3 separate regions of the Homo sapiens genome follow, and all the other regions are linked to region 1. A link is a loop called in an ENCODE intact Hi-C map of the cell type or tissue named here. Cell type or tissue: K562. All regions are shown on one strand. Links, peaks and the distances in the headings refer to the core of each region. The heading gives the core; the rest is flanking DNA.

Region 1 (7,541 bases), core at 1,731-6,730:
GCTATTCTCATGTCTCAGCCTCCTCAGTAGCTGGGATTACAGACGTCCACCACCACGAGGCAGGTGGATCACCTGATGTCAAGGGTTCGAGGCCAACCTGACCAACATGGCAAAATGCCATCTCTACTAAAAAAAAAATTTTTTTTATAAGAAGTCCTTTTTTTTATGTTTTAAATTCTCCTGGGTTATAAGAAGTCTTTTAGGCCAGGAGCAGTGGCTCACACCTGTAATCCCAGAACTTTGGGAGGCCGAGGAGGGTGGCTCACCTGAGGTCGGGAGTTTGAGACCATCCTGGCTAACACAGTGAAACCCCGTCTCTAATAAAAATACAAAAAAATTAGCTGGGCCTGGTGGCGGGCGCCTGTAATCCCAGCTACTCGGGAGGCTGAGGCAGGAGAATGGCAAGAACCCGGGAGTTGGAGTTTGCAGTGAGCCGAGATCGCGCCACTGTACTCCAGCTTGGGTGACAGAGTGAGACTCCGTCTCAAAAAAACCAAAACAAACAAACAAACAAAAAACAAAATTAGCTGACCATGGTGGCACACACCTAGAATCCCAGCTACTCAGGAGGCTGAGGCAGGAGAATTGCTTGAACTCAGGAAGCAGAGTTTGCAGTGAGGCAAAATCCCGCCACTGCACTCCAGCCTGGGTGACAGAGCGAGACTCTGTCAAAAAAAAAAAAAAAGAAGTATTTAAAAAGTATTATCTCTAGTCTATCCCTCTCGCAAACAGAAAGATAACCTCAGGACCCACACTTAATACCCTTCTGAATTTTAAAAACCTCTGACCTTCAGGAAACTCAAAGACTAAAGAGTCCAGACCTACCAAGCAAACATCCTTTAGCTACTACTGATTTATAGTAATAATAAAATAAAACATTGCTATCTGTCATTTCCAGTTAATTCAATTCATGGTGAAGATTATTTACTGGGGGAAAAAGAGCAGTGAGTCATGGCGAGGCTTTAAGAGCTGGGAAAGGAGCCATATGAATACACACACACACACACATTTTCATGTCAGCTTGAATCATGGCATTTTCTAAACAATGGTGCTTAAATGTTAAATCCTAAATGCATTTTACAGTTTAACAAAAACTTTATCACTTATCCTCAATCCTTCTAAGTCTCTGTGTTCCCCCAATTTAGTCCAGAATTTAACCTCTGACCCAACATAATACTGACCACTTCAATTTCAACCAAGTCTTCAGAGAGAGATTTAGGAAAACCAGTGCAACTTGTTTATTTGGTGGGGAGGGGATAAGTGCGAAAACTTACTGGATTATATTCCCAGGGTCCTCAGCAACCACCCATTAAGGCGCTGAAAAGTTTATAGAATAGTCCCAAGTCTTGCATTCTTTCTATGGGGGTGGGGGAGCCCCAAAAGATGTTCTGTTTCCTGTGACCTACCGCACCATTCACAGATGGTTTTTTAGCAATACTGCCTGTTTTCTCTGTGTTGGTTTCTCTTTAGAAGAAGGGCTACCAACATTCAGCAGATAGACAATGACACAGGCTGCACTGCTTGCTCTCTTGGCCTCATTCTCACCCTAATATGAGAAAAGACCTTGTCCCAGGTTTGCATAACTGTGAAACTGCATGTTTTAGGCAAAAACAAAAATGGTTATTCTATGCACACCAAAAAGATGGAGGAAGATGCCTAAGTTGACGGCATTTTCACAATGGAAAGACTTTTAGGTAGTTATTGAGTTGGAATTTGTTCTCTTCTCAATTAAAAGCTAGAGTTATTTATATAACTACTCACACTGCCTCCACTGAATGAGAGAGCTGAAAAAAATGAAGTGAAGCACAGGAAAGAGTTAAGTCATTCCTAGGTGACCAGTGCTGTGAGCTGACTGAAAAAAAGAAAATCTCTAAAAGTTCTAGCATGACACAGATCCAGGCAGTTGTGCTTAGAAGAAGAGTAATGAGAACTAAAGAGATACAGCTGATAGAAACTCATGTTAAGGCGTAAACTCGAAGCAATTGCAGATAGAAAGCCTGAGACTTCTCAAGTAGTTTAAGTGCTCCGATTCAAGAAGTAACCATTCCAATAGAAACCTATGGGGAATGTGGAATAGTGTCACATAAAAGATAATAAAATCACATACTAGAATTAGATGAAAAGGTGGGGGGGAAGTAAAGATCTATACATGGGCCAGGCAGAGACATTTCCTTTAGGTATCCCTGGATAAACCTTTTATCAGTTCTGTAATAACTTAAGATATGAAATACTGCAATTGCTTGACTATATATTATTTGCAGGAGTGGTGGTGGTGTATGTGTGTGTGTTTGTATTTGCTCGTTAAGTACATAGTTGAACCTAGTATATTCCTTGGTTATGGGTTTAATTATTCTCCTTCATTTGTGTAACACCTCATATAAATCCCCCAGTAAGAAAATATCTTGATGGATAATTATCTGGACTGGATCTGCCCAGTGGAAAATCACAACCAAGGTTCTGGTGATCAGGGTAAGCAAATATTAGAAACAGCCCTTCCAGAATGTTGCTTTAGCAGGATTATTCCTATTTGAATATGCCCTACTATATACTGGAAGGCACCAGGCTGCAGAAGAAGGGTCCCAGGAGATTTTGTTGCAGTATGTAACTCTCCTCATAGAGGGTGTGATTTGACAGAACTAAATGGCCTCCCCACCCCCAAATCACCTCCTTCATCAGGCTACCATGTGCCTGAAATTCTTCGCTCCCTTTTTTAAAGTGCAATTAGAGGGAAAGGGGTGATTACAAATTTAGTCATTAGCTTCTACTCAAACACTGATCAGGACATTTCTTCAGATTAACTACCAGGGGATCTTGAATATAGTGAACATATTTTACAAATCTAAAACTGGGTCAAGTGGTTGGACAAGTAAAAATGTAACTATGAACTTTTAAAATTTTTGAATTTATAACAGTACCAGAAGAACTGACATATTAATTTCTCATAGGCATGGAAAAGTGTTATTCTAATGGAGAGGAGAGGGAGGAAAGGCAATGGATCCAGGTGGAATGGAATAGTTCAGGGCCATTATTGCAAGAGAACATCATGGAATTCACAGAGGAATGGGAAGATAGGAAAGGACAGGGAAACAGCTGCTTCTGAAAAACAAAATGTCACAGGGCTGCCCTAGGTGACCCTAATGTTTCCATTTAGCCCTGAATATTTTTACTGCATTCTTCACGGGGGAAAAAAAAAAGTAAAGGAAAAGTAAACAAAGATAAAATATCCTACGCCCTTGAACATAAAATAAGGAGAAAGTGGATGTTCAATCCAACACTTCCTGAGTTTATACTCTGTGTCAACCCCTAAGCCAGGTGCTATCCCTTCACTGGGCCAAGGACCAGGCTATTGGGCATGTGTTACCATAGTGACACGCTACTGAGAACAACCTCATGCCCCACTTATACTGAGTCTTCTAAATATTCCCAAGGTTCCTCTCAAGCAGAAATAGATTTTTCTTCACACTTCTAAGAAAGGACTGTATTTATTTGTTTATGTATTACCATAAAGTTTAGCAATATGATGCAAAAACTAAGTGCTAGGAAAGAAAATATACTTTCATCGGGCATGCCAGGTGTTTTTGTCTGAAAGACTAGCATCTTACCTGACATCTGAGCAGAATATGAAGAGCTCTTAATCAAGTTTTCAATTTCATTTGCCAAGATAAGCTTGCATAATGTCTTTAGGACACAAATTTCCCAGCCTTCACTCCTCAAAACATCATGAAAGAGCTAAATAAAGTGAAAGTGGCAAGTGATACAGGAACTGAGGTATGTCAATTCCTTTAATGGGCTGGGAAGCTCCTGATTTCGAATTTAAGAAAGATACAGCCGCAGTCCGGCCTTGCCTAGAAAGGCATTGCTGGCAGCTCCCGCCCTGGTTAGAGAGCGCCCCCTACTGTTTCTCCTCTTTGTCGGCTCCAAGCATGCCAACACCCAGGCCGACTCACAGTTACAAAGCACCAATTGGACAAGTGTATCCTGGACTGTGAAATAAATTGAGAGGAAGAAAGCGCCAGCCTTGGAGCTGGGCAGAGAGGATCATATTGGAGGTTTGGAAGGAGAATTTCGGATTTCTCCTCACCACCCAGACCCCTGGTCCTAGGATGCCTTCCAGGAAGATCAGACATGGCTTGATTTAAGAGCAGAAGAATCTATCACCCGAATTTCTTTACCTCCTGTCACACATAGAAGTAAGAACAAGAGACAATCAGAAGGAAGTAAAGAACAAGCCAGAGAGACAGAGCAAAGGAGAACCAAGAGAAAGAACCCCAAAGGAAAAGAAGTGGAGAGAAGAACAGAAAAGGAGTCAGGCAGAAAATAATAGAATAGTCTTTATTTCCTTTTCACTCCCTCCTCTTTTTAAAACAATGTTTCTAATGAGCATCTAGTTTCATCTGAAAGTTTTTGAGCGCACTTGTTTACCTTTGCTACAATTTTCAGAGTTTAGCACTTTTGCGGGCTGGGTGTTGGGAGCTGAGGCTCAACTGTCATTGTTCATTTCTGCTGTGATTTTGCACTGATATTTGTATGTCATCATTTAGTCGTTTTGTTGTTTGTTTTTGCCATCAGCTTGTGTTTGTTGCAAGGCAGTTCTGCTGCTGTCTGTCCTCCGCTTCTGGATCCATGTCACTGCTCACACTGCCTCATTGACATCTTTCCAAGACTACATATCAGGACCCAAGCCTAAACAGGTTTCCCTCCCTCTGGAGAAGCACTGTGAGGTGGTGAAGTCCGGCCCCTCCAAGTGATTCTTGAAAGGGGCAGGTAACAAAAAATTATTGAGGGTGTTGGGGAACAGAACCATCATAGGTTTTCTTGTTTAATATACCTAATAAAATATGGAATTGAGAGGGACTAAAGTATTGTCCAAAGTCAAACAGCTTGTAAGTAACAGGATTTGAACCTGTGGATCCCAAAGTTCATTCTTTTCCCTACATTACACTGCCCCAGAGCTCTTGTAGCCCTGCCAATCTAGGCTCACTCCAAGAGAAATATTCCCCACTTGCAAGAGTTCGTAGAACTGTCCACACTACTGAAATTGTTATGTCTCTGGGTTTTCCTTTTAATAGGCACACGTACTCAAATTTGCATAATGTAAATGTAGACAGAGTGTAACTACCATGTAAGCACAACTACCATATAAGTGTTATGAGTGATCCTTTGGAAACAAGCCTAAAAAATCCTGAAATCATATGAAAACAGACACTTTTTATTCTCCTGGGAAGCAGATGACATCATTTTTTATGCAAAGTACACTAAGACAGTAGAGTGCTGGTGAGGTGCTGATAACGCAGCTCTCTGTCGGGAATACGGGAGCCCTAACTTCCAGTGTTTGCTGATTTCTGTGGTGTAAATATTTCCACCATGGCAAAATATAAGCTACTAATATGACATCACTGAATGCAGAACTGGGGAAAATTGTGCTTAGTTAGCTCTTGTGAGCCCACACAAGCTGGCACCGGCATACAACAGCACTAAGGGCCGCGCACCCATCACTGGAATTAGACTGCACGTGCACATCAAGGAAGAGAGCCTGTAGCAAGTACCATGACAAGCAGGATAGGGTGAAGTGTGTCAGTTCTGGAGCCCAACTGCATGTAGGTTTCAAAGCCCAGCTTTGCCATTACTAACTGGGAACTTGTGCAAATTTTTAAAATATTCTGTGTTGCATTCGTATATAAAATGAGGATAGTAATAGTATTTACTTTATAACATTGTTGCAAGAATTAAATGAACTGATGCATGAATAGGGTTTAAAAAGTATTACCTACTGTTATATTTTATGTGTTTAGGAGTATCTTACCCTACTAAAGATCATCTTGGCAATACCTCAAATAAAGTACAAGAAGAATAAGAATGATTGTCACTGTGGACTTCACAATTTCAGTGCTGAACATCAGTGAGAGTGATGGGAGTACTTTCAATCCCTAAGAATAGTTGCTTCTTCAGGCTCAGACACTCAGCTACTCTATGTGCAACCCCCTGCCACCTCCCGCTGTTGCAGAAAAAGCCATGGCAGCTTTTCAACCAAGATTCTTAAGACAGGAGAAAAGTTCCACCCTTAGGTAGACAGCAGGGAACCATACAATAGCTGGATCTACTCGGCACTGAATTGTTTGGAATAAAGAAGATTAAAACACTTTTATGAATGTATGTTCTTCAGTATCTTTTAATTTCTGTTCTTATTATTTTTAAAAAATCTATAAAGGTCTTACTCAGAAAAGTGAGGCCTTCTTAATTCTGGCAGACACTAAGACATACAGTCCTATTCAGAGAGAAAAAAAAAAGCAATGAGTTAACTAGACATATGACAGAATGAATCAATCTTTCTTTTGCTTTTCATGTCTACTTTTTGAAAATGCACATGATTATCTTTTCCATTCTGGGTCTATTCCTAATAAATTACATTTTATATTTTATTACCTCCTGCTTGAAATATTATAATAGCCATCAAAAATAATGTCCAGATTACAGTTTTGTTCATAAGTTATTTTATTTTATTTTTCTGTCTAACACAAGCCAGGCACTGCTTAGGACATGGTGGGGTTGGGGGGTAGGGGTTTGTCCAGCGGTAAAGAGTTGGATATGATTACTGTCCTGAAGGAGCTCACATTGTATTAAGGGAGAGAAACAGTAACAAAATCAACAAATACATGAATATGATAATTTTGGATTGTGGTCATTTGTATGAAGGAAATAAAGAAAGCGATATGGTAGAAAGGAGGCATCAAGGAGGATCTTTTAGGTGAGGTCTCATTTGAGCTGTGAGAAGGAACCAGCCATTTGAAGAGCAAGGAGAAGCATGATCTAGCCGGAGAACTGCAGGATGAAAAGCCATAGGCAGGGAAGAGCTTAGCATGTTACCAGAGCACATTCCTCCTCTTCCATGCCTTCTTTCAGTACCTATTACCCACTCCCTGCTTTATCTTCCTAAAATGTCCTTTAACAGTATCTTTTCTTTTAAAAAGCTGCAATGGCTTCACAATTCCTAGCAATTCAAATTCTTTGCCATGACCTTTGAAGCCCAGAACACTCTACCCCCTCCCACTTTCTGGGCTTTATCTCCCACTAATCCTCTGTACAAAGCCTGCACCAAGTTGGATTCCTCACCATCTCCTATATTGTTTCTCACAGTTTTGCTCATTCCATTTCCATTGGCTTGGCTTCATGACTTAGCCAGAACCCACATATCTTTCAGGGACTAGTTAAAAATGTTTTTATCTCTCCGGCATGCTTTCTTTTGAGTCTTTACAATGCTTCATATCGCTCGTGGTCAATACCAATAACTCATCAATTAAACTACCTAGTTGTTTAATTGTAAGTTTATTTATTTATTTCTCTTGTAAGTTTTATTATTTCATTCATGCCTGGTTCTCTAAGTAGTCGCATGCTTTGGGGGTAACATCCCCAGCAGATTTTTAAGCTCCTGGAGGGCAAGTAGTGATAGCTGATGTTTATTCATATCACACAGCACCAAGAACAAGGCCTTGGGCCTAATACGCCTTTCTCTTGATCTAATCATTTCTTCTCCATGACTTCTC
Region 2 (7,541 bases), core at 1,298-6,297, 340 kb before region 1:
TTCTCCTGAACCAGGCTCTAGCCAATTAAGCTGTTCATAATCAATATATTTTATTTTATGCATTTGGGGATTTATATCCTGCCAACTTCCAAAAGGACTTAAGAGCCCTTTAACATTTCAAAATAAAATGAGGAAATAAGGGATAAAAATAGAACCTTATAAAATGAGTAAGGGAATAGATGTTACAAGGCATCTGAGTTGACCTAATTCTTGCAGCTATAGCCAGTAAACTAAATCCCAGCTTTATTTGTGGTTAGACCAAAAGGGAGCACACTGCGCTTACATAGCTCTCAGTGCTGTGTCGATGTGGAAAAAGAAAAGTACCGTTCGAAATGATTTGTAGAACTAAACCATTTTTTAGAGCTATAGCTTAAAAAGACACTATAGTTATTCTGTCAACAACCTCAAGAGAAGTCTGTGCATATAACACTTACTGCGAGCAACCCCTTGGGCCTGCAGCCATACTGGCCTTTCACTTAGTCACTTTGCTACGCTGTTCCCTCTGCCTGGAATGGTCCTCTCAGGAGTCCACTCACCTTCATCCAGTTAACCCTGCTCCTCCTTTCAGTTTCTGTTCCATCAAAAGAGCCATCATCTCCCACTCAGCTTGGGACAGGCCCCCTTGTTATAGGGTTTCAGAGCACCTTGTACTCTAAATAATGACACCAGTGAGTGAGTATGGTAAACTATGGTAGGTATGTTTACCTACCATAGTTTACATTTAGTAACCTATCACATGGTTACCTACCATAGTTTACATTTACTCACTCACTGGTGTCATTATTTAGTGTCTGTCTTCCCCACTAGACATAAGCTCCCTGAGGCCAGGAACTGATGTACTTTTCTCACTTCTGTATCCCCAGCACCTCGTACCAAGTCTGTACCATGTCTGACTTATGGTAATAATAATAATAGGATAATAATTACAATGATAATAACTAAAATTTATTAAACATTAGGAATTCTTCTAAGTGTTTATATCTAATGATTCATTTGAGCCTCAAAATAGCCCTTTGTAGTGGATACTGTTGTTACCCTCCTTTCATAGGAGAAGGACAGAGGTGGAGCTCTAGGATTAGGTAAATTGTCCAAGGTCACAGAACTAGCAGATAAAGAAGCTAGAAGGTAAACTCACAGTCTGGTTCCAGAGTCTGACCTCCTGACCCCTGTGCTTTGCTGCTCCTTGGAGATGTACAGTAAATATCTGTTGAATGAAGGAATGAATTCAGGTGATAATATGGCCCAGGAATTTTGCTTTCTTATCATCTAACTTAATATAGAAATAGGATCTGAAAAATGAGAATGAACCCTACATTTCACAATTAACCGATTTCTCTGAGCTCTCAAATTGATTACTTAACGGAGCATTAGGCCAGGGCCAAACCACAGACAATTAAAATGATTGGGTTATATTTTAAAAAATGACCATGGTAACTGTAGGGTGAATGGGCCAGCTGCCTGGCATAAAAATCCCGTATCTAAAGTATATGCAGTTATATGGGAGCTAAGCTGTCATTTTGTTTTGAGACGCTGAGTTGGATTTATATTCTCTTCCAAGAGAGAAAGAAGGAGAAGTTAGGTAAGTGTTTGCTGCATTAAAAACAAACCAACTTCAGCATATGGAGTCACCGGAAAGGTTACCAGGTAATGTTGGAGTCAATGTTTTCCTCAAAAGAATGTGAACTCTTACCAAGCTTTCTCACATACAGTTGGGCAAGACCCTAGATATCTACACAGGAAAACTGAGAAAGATGATGTGGACATGAAAGATTGTTACTACTGTCTCCTCTCTAACAGAGTCTCTGTAAGGCTATGGAGTATCTGATGTGAAGTAAAGCCATATCCTAGTGAGCCAGCTAGAACTTGATACTTGAAAGGTCTACTAATATGTACGAAATGGCTTGTCTGTTGGATACAGTTGTTGATGACTACGCATTTTAATATTGGGAAGGGATTTCCTTTTGATATATTTGATGCAGAGTTGCTCTTTTTATAGTAGCAACTGGCTAATATACCCACTTGTTTCCAACAATCACATACTAATTATATAGGCTTGGTAGCATGGAATCTGTTTATACATGTTTTGAGCCATCTCATTCAAAATATTTAGGGAGAGTGTATATACCTTGAACTAGTCCCAGGGATGGATTGAAAGGAAAAGACATGGTCCTGCTCTCAAGGTACTTATAATTCCTATAAAAATTAGTATAAATAAAATTCACTCATTTGTTTGGTACCAAGCATGTGCCCATACAAAAAAGGTAAAGAAAGACAGTTTATTATAGTAGAAAAAGTCCTGACTTTGGAGTCATACAGCTTACTGCTTATCAACTACTTAACCTCAGGGAATTTATCTGAACACTCAGAGAATCAGTTTTCTCATTTGTAAAATGGAAATCTTATGCTTTGCAGGATTATTGTATGGAAAAGAAATAAATGTTATCATCTAGCACATAGGCAGTACCCATTAAATTGCTTAACACACGATTTCCATTTGTGAAAAGCCACATCCTAATGAAGCATGGAATAAACAAATAATTACAACATGAGATTTTGATATTGCACAAAACTGACATTGAGCAAAGGAGAAGAAGTGCAGAGAAGAGCAAGGAGCTAACTGCCTCTTCCCAAGCAATTAGGGAAGTCTCCCCAAAGGAGGCTACTTCAGAGGTAGGTCTGGAAGGATGAGTAAGCTTTTGTTGGATGGAGAAGGGGAAACGTTTTTCAAGTACAGAAACATGAAACAGCATGTGCTGCTTGTCATGGGAAAGGTGGGAAAGTCAGTGCCATCAGAGGGTAGGCTCTCTGTGACCAGGTGAGGCCAGGGCACATCATGGGAGATGAGGCCAGAGGGCGCAATCAGTTACAGACTGGTCATAGAGACGTACATAAGATGAAGTCCTAATAAAACAGATCCTCTTCATTTTATTCCTGAATGTTCTATTTTTAGTGACCAGATTCCATGATTTTCGCTGGCAAAAAAATTTTTCTTTTCTGTTTCCCTGAGAAATTTCACTTTATTCGTTCTTTGAACATGTATTTCTGTATGTTCTTAGAATTCAACACTAGCCCAAAGTTTCTGAGAATTCTCTGTTAGCCGCTTAGACAACTTGGTATAATTCTCTGTCACATCTGTCATGCTTTCCTGCCTTTCCGAGCCTGCATTGTCCAGGCTCCCATACCTCCCATGGGGGGCGCAGACGCATCTCAATTGGCCTCTTTGTGCAGAGCGGAAGGCAGGTGTGAGCTGTGATTGACGGCTGGCTTACATGGCCACAGAGAAACTGGCTCTGGGCATTTTCTTTTCTCCTCGAGGCCCAATCCATTCCTTCTACCCAGACTTTCTTGTAAGAGAATTTCTTTGAGTTGTTACCCTTGGAATTTTTTATTAAGTTGTTCAGTTGTCAAATATAAACACATTTGAAAAAATAGGAATTTGATTCAGATCCTGAGGAGAGAAATGATGACTGAGGGTTCGAATAACTTTTTTTCTTTTTATTTCCATATTAAGTTATGCATCACAAACTATGGTACAGGGTAGTAGTTGTGATGCCAGGTGTGTATCCTAATGACTAGGGGAGCTTTTAAAAAAAACACCCCCTGGGCCTGATCCCCACCCCCAACCAGAGATGTATCTTCAGAGGGTGTCTGGGGAAGGAGACCTGGGGAATCTGTGCTAAAGATTACTACTTTGCAGGCAATCTTGATATGTAGCCATAAGGGAGAACCTACTGGGGGAAGGGGATGCTCTGATAAATAGTCTTAGTTCCTGTCCCACCACTCCACCATATCCATCTGTCCTGTCCTGTCATTCAACAGATTCTGTTGAACATAGACTATGTGCCAACATGCTCTTAAGCATGTGGGACAGATCCAGTCGCAGTCCTCATAAATCTTACATTCTAATTGGGGAGATAAACAATAAATAAGACAGATAAGCAAAACATATTAGCTGCTGCTACTTGCCCAGGAGAAAAAAATACAGCGGATAATGTATTTACTTCCTTACCACCCACTCTCAATTTATCCAATCTGGCTTTTATTCCCAGCTTTGCAGATTGTTCATTTGTATGGGCCCAACTCTATCCAACTTGCCAAATCTAGTGGGCACATTTTAGTCTTTGTCTTGCTTGGCCCCTCTGTGGTATTCAGTATGACGCATGACTCACTCCTTAGGTAAATATTGAGACAAGTACTGTGTCTTTACAAGTTAAAAAATAACTTATTTTTAAAATGTTTCACAACTATACCTAAGATAGGCAGTATTATTTTTGTCATTTTAAAAGAGGGAAACTGAGGCACACAGAAGTGAAATAACTTGCTCAAGTTCACACAGCTAGCAAGTAGAAGAGTGGACATTGTTCTGACTGTCAGCTCTCCCTTTCCACACCAAGTTTCCCTGTTACCACCCTAGGCTTCTTTTACTCCTTCTCTCATCATTCACTTTCCAACAGATCCCAGGCTCATCTTCGTCTGCTAGCCCCTTACATGCAGGCATTCTATGCCCAGTCTCTCCTTCCACACTCACTCTGAACCATCTCTTTAATGCCCCCATTTTTCTCTATTGCCCATATCCCTGTGACCCCCAAATTCACACTGTGGGGCTGGGCATCTCTTCTGACTTTCCAACAACCTGACTGGTGCATGCACTTGGATATCAGGTAGACACCTTTCTTTGTGCATTTAATAGGGAAGTGCCTAATATGTGCCAGGTGCTACATGGTTATTGCAGATATTGTAGTGAACAGGGCAGATGGGGTCTCTGGCTCACAGAAGTTACTCTCTAGCAGGAAAGACAGTCCAAATGCAAAGACATCCCCAAATGAACTTAAATACTGTCTTTCCTCTCCCTTGAATACTTACTCAACTTCCTGTTTTCTCAATTTCAGTTAATACCACAGCCTCGGAGTTGCCGTTAATTCCTTCTTCTTCCTCCAGGCCTAAATCCAAGTGTATCTCCTACATACCTCTTGACTCTGTTCCCTTCTTGCCATCACCACAGCCTTGGATTCATTTCCCACCTGGAAAACCTGGTCGGCTTTCTAGCTGGCTTCCCTGTCTCCAGTTCTACATGCCTCTAATCCATCTGCGACACCATTTTTTTCTAAAGTGCAAACTCGATTGTGCCCTCCCCTCTTTATATCCTCCGGTGGGGCATCTAACTGGCGACACCCCACCTCTTCTGATAATGGGTCTTTTCGTGAGAGCCCAATTCATGTGGTTGGTCCAGCTCCAACCGCCTTCTTATGTCCTCCATGCACCTGGCCATAGTGATGAGTTTCAGAATGGGCAAGAAGAGGCCAAGAAGAACTGTCATGTATAAGTATGGGGAAGGAAAGGGTCTCACTCTTGCTCTGAAATACGAATTGTTTCTTTTTCTCCACATTGGGAGAATCTCTCCAAATGTGAAGGCAGTGCATGAAAAGAAGCTGACCCAGTCAAGACAGAGCCTTAGGAAATTGTTTGAGCTCCTGGATGATTTAGTTGCCCATGAAGTGGGCCTTACTCGTGGACTTTACCAGTCACAGGGGTCAATATATTTTCCATGTTAGAATCCAGTGCTGGCACTTAATGGCTATGTAACTTTGGATAAATTATTTAACCTTTCTGAATACCAATATCCTCATCTCTAAAATGGGCATAATAATAACACCCTCACAGGATTGTAATGAGTTCCAAATGAGTTAATGCATACAGAAAGCTTAGAACATTGCTAAGTGTTAACCATTATTATTATTACCATTACTTAGCTGAGTTTGGTCTTGGGTTTCTTTAGCTTGTAATTGAAAGAGTCACAACAAATACCAAGTCCAAACTTTGTATCCTGCTTACAAGGCTGATTTCTAGCCTGCTCTCCAATGGCTCCATCACAGTCCTTATGCCTCTGTCTTGCTTGTATTAAATTTCTAAAACTCTCCAAACATTTATGCTGTTTCAGACCTTTTTCTAGGTATACAATGTTCTTTCTGCTCAGAATGCTCATCCCCAGTCACCTAGCAAAGTCAGGTAACGATTTTAAGCAGCAAGAAGAAGCAACTAACTCAGGATGCCAGCAGTTTGGGGTCTGATTTTGCCATTGATTATCTGCTGTCTCTGGGCAAGTCTCAACAATTTGGGTCCCCTGCATTTTAAAAATGATTTTTTCTTGATTCTCAAATGTACTTCTCTGTGAACAGAGTTCTATAGATTCATTGGCAGTCAAGGATTCCTTACTCAGCTCAAGTTTCAGGTGAGGAAAAAATAATAAGGCCAGTGTATTAGGCCATTCTTGCTATAAATAAATACCTTAGGCTAGGTAATTTATAAAGAAAAGAGGTTTAATTGACTCATGATTCTGCAGACTGTACAGGGAGCATGGCACCAGGCATCTGCTTGGCTTCTGAGGAGGTCTCAGGAAGCTTACAATCATAATGAAAGGCAAAGGAGGAGCCAATGGATTATATGGTGAAAGTGGGAGCAAGAAACAGAGAGTGGGAGGTGCTACGCTTTTAAACAACCAGATCTCACTCGAACTCACCCATCACCAAGGGAATAGCCCTAAGCCATTAGTAAGGGATCTGCCATCATGATCCAAACACTTTCCACCAGGCCCCACCTCCAACACTGGGGATTACATTTCAACATGAGATTTGGTGGGGACACAGATCCAAACCATACCAGTTAATTAACTCTCCCTAACTCCCATTGCTGGAATGGAGAAGACAGACTTAAATCACAGCAGGAACAGTTGGCTCCCTAGAGACAACCTTCTGAACAGATAGGTGGTCAGCCCAAGAAACAGGGCATTAAGAAGGATGTGCTTCCTTTCTTAGATCTCAAGAAGGGACAAGTGAAATTTCTTCCTGGTCACGTTCCCTGGTCCCCACCCCTGCCTTTCTAAAAACTCAAGAGTTCTACAATCTAACAGCAGCCAAATTAACTTAACTATATCTTTAAAAGCAAGAATAGTTTTCCATTGTCTCTAACGCCTGGCTAGGTTTCTAGAATATTTGGGAATAGTAGTAAAATCAAAATGTTTCTTCTGTATTTCAGCGGGAAGATACTGTCTCTGGGTCTGCATCCCTGAAGCTTTGTTTTACTGTTGGAGATGAACAAATGTAAATAATTTAAAGCATCGCCCCAGTAGTATTTTCCTCATTTAAGTTTTATTTCTATGTAAATTTACCTCAGGCCTGGAAAGGTTTGTTTCTGGCCTAGGATAAATGGCTGTTTTATTGCCAGAGTCCAGGCTGGCGAATTTCCCCAGACACTGGCTAGCTCCTGGGTGGCAGAGTTTGGCTGAAAGACATCAACGCAAACATGGTCTCTTTTTCCTTTGCCTGAACTACTATTCAAATGAAGATTATTAAAGAGATCTAAATGTGAAAATGTTATATACTAGCAACAGACACATCCCCCAAATGCATGCACATGGCCTAAATTAGACCACCGAAGTAGGCGGTGTCCAGCCTAAAAATTATAAGAAAGGAATTGGATAATGAGAGGCAGCAGTCCGTGAAGCCAGCCCACCGGCAGAGCAAGTGCAGCATCCCTAGAAGGGT
Region 3 (7,541 bases), core at 1,490-6,489, 160 kb before region 1:
ATGTCCTTTGCAGCAACGTGGATGGAGCTGGAGGCCATAATTCTAAGGGAATTAATGCAGGAGCAGAAAATCAAACACCACATATTCTCACTTATAAGTGAGAGCTGAACATTGAGAAAACATGACATAAACATGGGAAAAATAAATACTGAGGACTGCTAGAGAAGGGAATTGGGGAGAGGGATGTGAGTTGAAAAACTGCCTGTTGGGTACTATGCCCACTATCTGGGTGCAGTATACCCATGTAACAAAACTGCACATGTACCCCTTGTATCTAAAATAAAAGTTGAAATTAAAAAAAAATAATAATAAATTGCCTGCATAGTATCCATCAGGCTGGTTAGAATAGAGAAACGTGTAGCCAGGAGTTACCATGGCAGCCAGCATGAATGTAAAGATGTGTCCAATGGGGATCCTAGAGAAAGATGGACTAGGTTTGAATCTGTAATACAGCATCTTCTCTATCTCTCTTTTCTCTGACTTGAAAGGGAAACCAACCATGTATCTGTAGGGGTTCTGGGACTGTAGCTCAAAGCAGCTAGCTCCAAACCCTAAATTCCTTTGAAGTCAGTCTCTTATGAAAGACCATTGGGAAAATTCTGGGACCCTCCAACATCATTGAGTAATGATGTATTTTTCTCTCTTTCTCACAAGAAAAATTAAGGTTAATAGACTGTTGCCATTGTTCTTGAGTAATTATAATAGGAGTAATAATTTTAATATTAGCAATGTTATTTTATCTCTTGCCTTGGTCCACTCTCCAACATTCATCTACTTGGGAGAAGGTTAGGACTTGCTGGAGTAGCCATAAAAAGACAAACATTGAATTAAAATTCCATTTCTGACATTAAAAAATAGGATTTTGCTGCAAGACCAGGAAGACTTGCAAGCAGGCTATTGAGAGAAGACTTCCAAAATTCCTTTAGCTTGAACTTTAGCCTCTCAAAGCCCAAGCCTGGAGGCATCAGTGCATAGTTTTCTCAGCCTGATTTCCACCTAAGGCTTGACCAGAGTTAGAAGTAGGAGGAAGAAAAATACAACTTTGGGGAAAAATCACCCTTTCATCCTAGAGTGATGATAGGAAGGAAGAGACAAGATAAGGATCCAACGGCATCCATATACATCCTGTGGACGGAAGATGAAGGAGGGGCAGTGCTTTGGACTGAGCAATACTGAGGACAGAGCAGTCCATCACCAGCCTGGTCTATAGCCCCATCAAAGTAAACTGGGTGGTACAGAATGGGGAGGCAGAGAGAAGGATTTGGGGTCAATGTTTCTGGGCCATCCGTGGCTTTCGTTGGAGGAGCCTTGGCAAGACAATAGCTGAGAGCCTTCATTGAAGGGTTTGCTATGGTAGAAGTTTGAGTGATAGTCACAGAGAATCACCAGATAGATCTACGGCACCTGCAGGAGCAATGGAGAGGTCAAGATAGCCTCAGAGTTATGACTAGCAATGCAGCAATCTAGAAGTTACCCCAACCTCAGACTCCAGACTCAAATGCCATCAGAGTATAGGTGGACAAGGGATATCACCTCAGAGACCAGAGGAGAAGAGGCCTTGAGGCATGAGATGTCAACTGTTTTCCACTATCGTAAGCATGCTTGGGCAGGTAATGGAGAGGCTATGTATACCACAGAAAGACTTAATACTACCTGAAAGTCCTGCTTTAAATTATTAAAATTATTGAATCAGACTAGGCTCAAGCCAGATTATACATTTAGCTAATAATGTTTCCCACTCACCATGAGTAGGGTCAGGAAAAGTATAGATTAGTTACAGGTAAAATAAAAATATGCTTCCCCCTCACATCCAGTTTGGGGTATGGTTGACTTTTGCCACCATGCAACACAAATGACTCCCAGATTTTGTGAACATGTAGAAAATACCTTTGCTGCCTTGTTCATACCCCCTCAACCTACTCTGGAGGTCACAGGCAGACAGTTCCCAGGCCTGTGGATATCTTCCTATGTCTCTTTGCTTGATGGCATTCAAACAGCCATGAAATCATGCTCAGTTTGAGTAGGGCAGGACAGGCTAAGAGCTGGTACCTGAGGAGCAACACTGAGCCAGCGAGGAACTGGTGTTTGTGCTTAATAACCCAGCTTTCTCTCCCCTCAGTGGGACAATTCTAACTTATGTTCTTGTGGCTGCTATGAAAATACAGCCCTCATATCTCCACCCCTGCATCTGCTTTGCAATGACAGAGTCTCCCAGATGGCTGTTCTGCTGTGCGGAGATTATGTCTGTGGGTCAGATATTCCATAAGCCCTGGCTAGTGGTGCTATCTGAGGTTCTGTGGGCTGGAAAGGCAAATCCATACCTGGAATATGTATCTGTCCCTGTGAGGGCAAAGCACTGGCCTTTTCAGAATAGAAGGCTCCAATATAGTTGTCTTACACTGAGATGGTCTCTTGGAGCAGTAGGGATATATCAGAGACTCAGCCTTGCTCACTGTTGCTTGCAGGTTGGATATGCAGAGGCAGAAGGAGCTAGTGGTTTGGTAAGTGAGTGTCACTTGTTGGGCCCACATGTAACTTTGTGCCACTGGCCACTCCATTCATGTGTACAAAGTGTCAGTTCTGGAGGGACTGATAGCAAAGGCTGGCTTATGTCAATTAGCTGAGTCATTTTGTCTACTGGGTATTCTGCATGTCTTCCATGGAGGATGCTTTCTGGCAGATGTTTACATATAAAGCAAAATCTTTACACTTCATGCCCACTGCATACATCCACCCACAGTCTGTACCCCAGACCTCTTTGTCCTTAGTTTTCAGCCCTTTTCATTCCAGGCCCCTGACCAGACATCAAAGCCATTGACCATGAACTAAGAACCTGCATGCGTTTTCACCTCAGGCCACTTCTCCTTCCACACAGAGTGGATGGCCAGATGCATTGCTCACAGCTTCACCCATTGAGAAGATTGTCCCCTTCTCCACCGTCTTTCAAGACCACCCTTGAATGTGGCTATAATGCAGCTGCTTGTACTCATGTACCAACCTGCCGTGAACTAAGCTCGGCCTTATCCCTCCTCTGTCAGCTGGTTTTATGGGGCATTCTTGACCCAATATATGTGAGCTGGTACAACTGAGGCAGTGACATGGGAGTCTGGGCTACCTGCTGAGACAGATAGATACTCAAGCCCACAGATCCTGCTCAGGCTTTATCCTGAACATACCACTTCCATCTTCCAATAAATAAATGCTGTGTTTGTCTGACTTTGTGACTTAGGGAGGTCCAACAGAATTCACCTCATAATGGACAGTTCCACTGCTACGGTCACTTGATGCTCCATACTTAAGTATTCTGTCTTTACCAGGGCAATAGAACAGATGCTGTTTCTCAAAAGGCATCATCCTTTGCTGTAGATGGAAAGGTTGTGATTCTCTCCCCGAAGCTGCCATAAGCTGCATGCTGGGTCTTTTCCCATCACGGGAACCTCCAGCACCACAGAGACTGCTCTATCGTATGGCCAAAATGGTAGGGCTGCTTGCTCAGCAATTTTGGCTTGCTGCACAGCCCCTTTCTGTTCTAGACCTAAAGCTGGCAGCTTCATTAAGTGAACTGGAGTAGTATTGCTAGTTTGTGGAATACTCCAGATTCCAAAGAGGTCTGATAGCTGCTGTATTCCCTTCTTTGTGGTAGAAGACAGATGATGCATTGATTTGCCTTTTACTTTGGAGGTCATGTCCCTTAGCCCTGCACCCCTAAAAACTTCAATGAAGTGACAGTTTTTCTGAATCTTCATAAAGTTCATTACTCATTCTCTGCAGCTCATGTGTCTTAGAAGGCTTCAAGCAAATGAGTCACTTTTGCTTGTCTTGTGTGAATAGCATGAGGTCATCCACATTGTATATTAGTGGTTATCTATGGGATATTCAGATTATACATATCTCTTATGAATATATCATGACACAAGACAGGAGACCTAACATATCCCTGAGGCAAAACCCTGCAACTTCAGCCATATGATCCAACAGATCTTATGAATATTGCTGTCTGTTCTACATGAATGCAAAGTCTTTCTGATCCTCTTTTCTAATTGGAATAGAAAACAGCACATATGTCAAATCGATGGCTACATACCAGGGATTTAAAGGCTTATTAATCTTTTCTAGCTACAACACATGTCTGGCACAGCACCTGCAACTGGGGCTACTACTAGGCTATGCCTTCAGTGAATGGGTTATGCCAGTGAAGTCATTCATTCTCCATGATCCATCTGGTTTCTGCAGGAGCCAGACTAGCATATTAAATGGACACCTGATGATTACCACCACTCCTGCATCCTGCAGCTTTTTAACGGTGGCCCTAACCTCTGCCATGCCACAGAGGATGTAACATTGCTTTTGATTTACTAGCTAGGCCAGGGTCATGGGCAGTTTCATAGGTATCTACTTATACTTCCTCACTGTAATAGCTCTTACCCTACAAGCAAATGACCCAATGTCAGGGTTATTCCAACTGCCCAGTATATCAGTTTTAATTATACACTCTAGGACTGGAGAAACGGCCACTAGGTGGGTTCCTGAACCTATTGAGTCCACTGGGAGCCACATTTTCGCCAGGACTCCATATTACCTGGCTCCCCTAAGCTCCCTTTCTAACACAGGGGCCATAATGTGCTTTAGGTCTTCAGCTAACTATGTTGACTCAGACCCTCTGTCCATTAGTCCTAAAAAAAATCTGGGTACCTCTATTTTCACAGTGTACAGTCATCTAATAATAGCTATAAATCCCTTTGGGAGGAAACTCAAAGAATCATCATAATTTATATCTGCCGTGGCATCCTAGGGCCCTGTCTCCTAGAAAGCTGACCTCCTCTTCAGCAAACGAGCTTCTGATCTGAAAATTGGCTCAGGTCCAGGATCATGACATTTTACTGGGTGACCACCCTCAGTCAGTGTCCTGCTCTTCCGTTAATTTGTTCTTTCTTTCTTTTTCTTTTTGGTCGTAGATGTTTAGCAGCATCTTTGTTGGCTATTCGTCTATCTTGCTCACACGGATGCTAAGCTCTTTTAACCATTTCCACGATTCCTTCTGTGTCAACCTCCTTGCCTGTCATTATGGTAATTGTGGGCTCCTGCCTTCTGGTGGTTGAGTGCTGTACCGGATATTTGTTATCTGGGGACTATATCATTCCCATAGCTATTAAAAACTCGGTGATTACCTCTACTACCATCAGCCTGCAGAGGATAGCCACCACTGAACTTCTCACTCATGCTGGTGGCCTCTCACCTGTGCATGCCTGGCAGCCTTCATGCAAGGTATGTCCTCTGGACCCTCCTGTGAAGCATACTCTTCTAGTGCATCTTCTGGTCTTACAGAATATATCCATGTCAGGATTCTCACTTTCCTCAACCTCTTTGTTTCTTCCTCTGTGCTCTTTCAGGGCAACTTAGGCACTTCTGCTTCATTCAACATTAGCTATCACTTTTTCTGAGCTTCTAAGAGCCACCCTAGCAGCAAGTTTATCCCATTCTCTGGGGTTCTTTCTGGGATGTTAAAGCCTATGTCCAAAGAAAGTGCCCCCATATGAATGAATTCTTGTTTATGCAGTTTTACAGCTCTCTTGATCAAGTACTCTCAAAATTCAATCTCAATGATACTGCATTTGCTTCTGCTGGCACGTGCTAGCTAATTCATGAAAATTCCTAGGTAGAGAGTTTCTGTCCATCTGTTTCAGGCTCAGCATACTCCCTATTGGGTTATGGTGGCTTTTAACCCTAGTTATCTGCCTGACAGCCAGCATAAGAGACTGGGGAAGCTCCTGAGGAGGGCATTTGCTGCCTTGCCGAAAAGAGGCCTCTGCAGTGTCTTCCACTGCATTGAAATGCTAGCTCTTGCTAGGTATGAATGAACCACCTCTGCAGGCTCTGAGGATATGCAGAGGTCTGCAGAACCCATGCCCTCAAAACCTTCATTCAGATGTCCCTATCCCATGTTTCAGTGTCCCAAAGTTCTCCTAACCAGGATCGTAACTTTAAAACAACAGATCTTCCTTAACTTAGCATTCATATGTCCTTTGATCCCTGTAACTCTATCAGAACTTCAGTCTGTTCAGCTGTGTGTGCTTTCTACTGCTAAAGATGAGTGATTCTTTGTAAGCTACCAAAAAGGCTTTCTGGTTCTCACATTTAGCCTTTTACTACTTGTCAATAACCTTCTGTTTTTCATGCTCTTTGAGGTATCAGTATAATTTAGCAGTCTCCAGCCAACTCCACTGTCATTGCAGGCATTTTTCCCCAGATCTTTCAAATACCTGAATGGTTGCACCCACAGTGGTGACCTCTTCCACTAGGACATTTTTCCATGTCACCATTGGTGACATTGTTAGTAAATGAGCTGCCACTTTGTGCCTGGGACTACCCAGGCCCCAGTTACCATTCAGGATGGCATCCTCTTTGTCCAGTGAGTATGAGTATGCCAGTCCTGAGGCCTCATTTTACTGTCTGTCTTCTTGGACAGCTTTCAGTACCACTGTGTTCATTTAGATTATTTAGGAAGTAGACGATAACATGGGATTACATTTGTAAGAGACTTGTTGTGGGAAATGCCCCTGAGGGAAAAGGCTGCATTCATGCTGAAGTCACAGTTCACACACATTAGCTCCTAGCCAATGACTAAAAGCAGCTAGAACACTGAAGCAAAGCCCGTTTCTGAGAGATGTGGATCTCCTCTGGCAGATGGCTTTGGCCCCATGCTTCTTATTGGCTGGACTGAACTTTTCTTAGAACTGCACTGTAGTCTGAGAGTCATCCTGTGTGATCCTCTTTACTTCTCCTTGTCTTTCACAGGGGACACCTCCATTGTGGTCTGATCGCTCTCCCCACCTCCACCCGCTACATTTCTTTTCCGCCTCAGAGGCATTTGTTCTACCAAATCTCTTGCACATCTGATGCTGTCTTGGAGCCTGTTTCTTGCAGGACCCAGCTAACACATAGTCTCTCAGATGAACCCTGATAGGTTTGTCTCACTTGCCCTAATGGTGACTTGATTATTAACACATACTTTATTAACATTTCTGTCTCCACTGCTTAACTTTCCAACTGTCTTACATGTTTCCCAGGACCTCCTTCCAAATAAAATACTGGCACCCAAATGCTTGTCTCAGAGGCAGATTTTAGAGAAACCCAGACAAAGACAATCTCTCCCTTAAAGATAGCTACTTAAAGAGAACAAGAACAAGTAATTTCTGCAAATGGTTATTTGTTAAAATCTTTTTTATTTTAGTGGATTTTTTTCTTCTTTGTGCTTCTTTTAGAGTTATGATAAGTTATTATTGGATGTCATTTAAGGTGACATCCTTAAATCTTCTGCCTTCTAGCAAGTTCAAACAGAGACATAACCCCCCTACCTTTTAAAACCACTGCCTTGCCACACCCATGGCCTTGTCTGCAGGTTGTGGCAAACCCTTCTGAGCTCCTTCAAAGACCAAGGAACTATGTCTGCTCAGCCATCCAAACCATTTCAATTTGCAAATAAATCCTACCTTTGGTAAAAAGCAGGGTGGTCTGTAGCTCTTGAAATCATGAAGCTTCTA

Evidence for each region. Peaks named below come from ENCODE experiments on the same cell type or tissue, not always from the same donor. Only the 100,000 strongest peaks of a DNase experiment are listed, where the experiment ranks them.
Region 2: a loop joins it to region 1, with 9 times the contacts of the local background. A loop is called at or near these places in 6 of 110 quality-filtered maps.
Region 3: a loop joins it to region 1, with 2.3 times the contacts of the local background. A loop is called at or near these places in 7 of 110 quality-filtered maps.

What each region holds. Positions count from the first base shown.
Region 1 is chr11:95,701,831-95,709,371 of GRCh38, forward strand. No RefSeq gene overlaps it. Among named protein-coding and RNA genes, the nearest start is that of FAM76B, 84 kb to the right of the region's middle. In K562, for the core only: a CTCF peak has its summit at 3,886 (motif pointing left); DNase peaks (open chromatin) are centred at 3,891, 5,281 and 5,511.
Region 2 is chr11:95,360,691-95,368,231 of GRCh38, forward strand. No RefSeq gene overlaps it. Among named protein-coding and RNA genes, the nearest start is that of SESN3, 130 kb to the left of the region's middle. In K562, for the core only: a CTCF peak has its summit at 3,190; a DNase peak (open chromatin) is centred at 3,211; H3K27me3 peaks cover 624 bases.
Region 3 is chr11:95,540,800-95,548,340 of GRCh38, forward strand. No RefSeq gene overlaps it. Among named protein-coding and RNA genes, the nearest start is that of FAM76B, 250 kb to the right of the region's middle. RefSeq lists an enhancer at 2,086-2,380. In K562, for the core only: a CTCF peak has its summit at 4,522; DNase peaks (open chromatin) are centred at 2,222 and 2,592.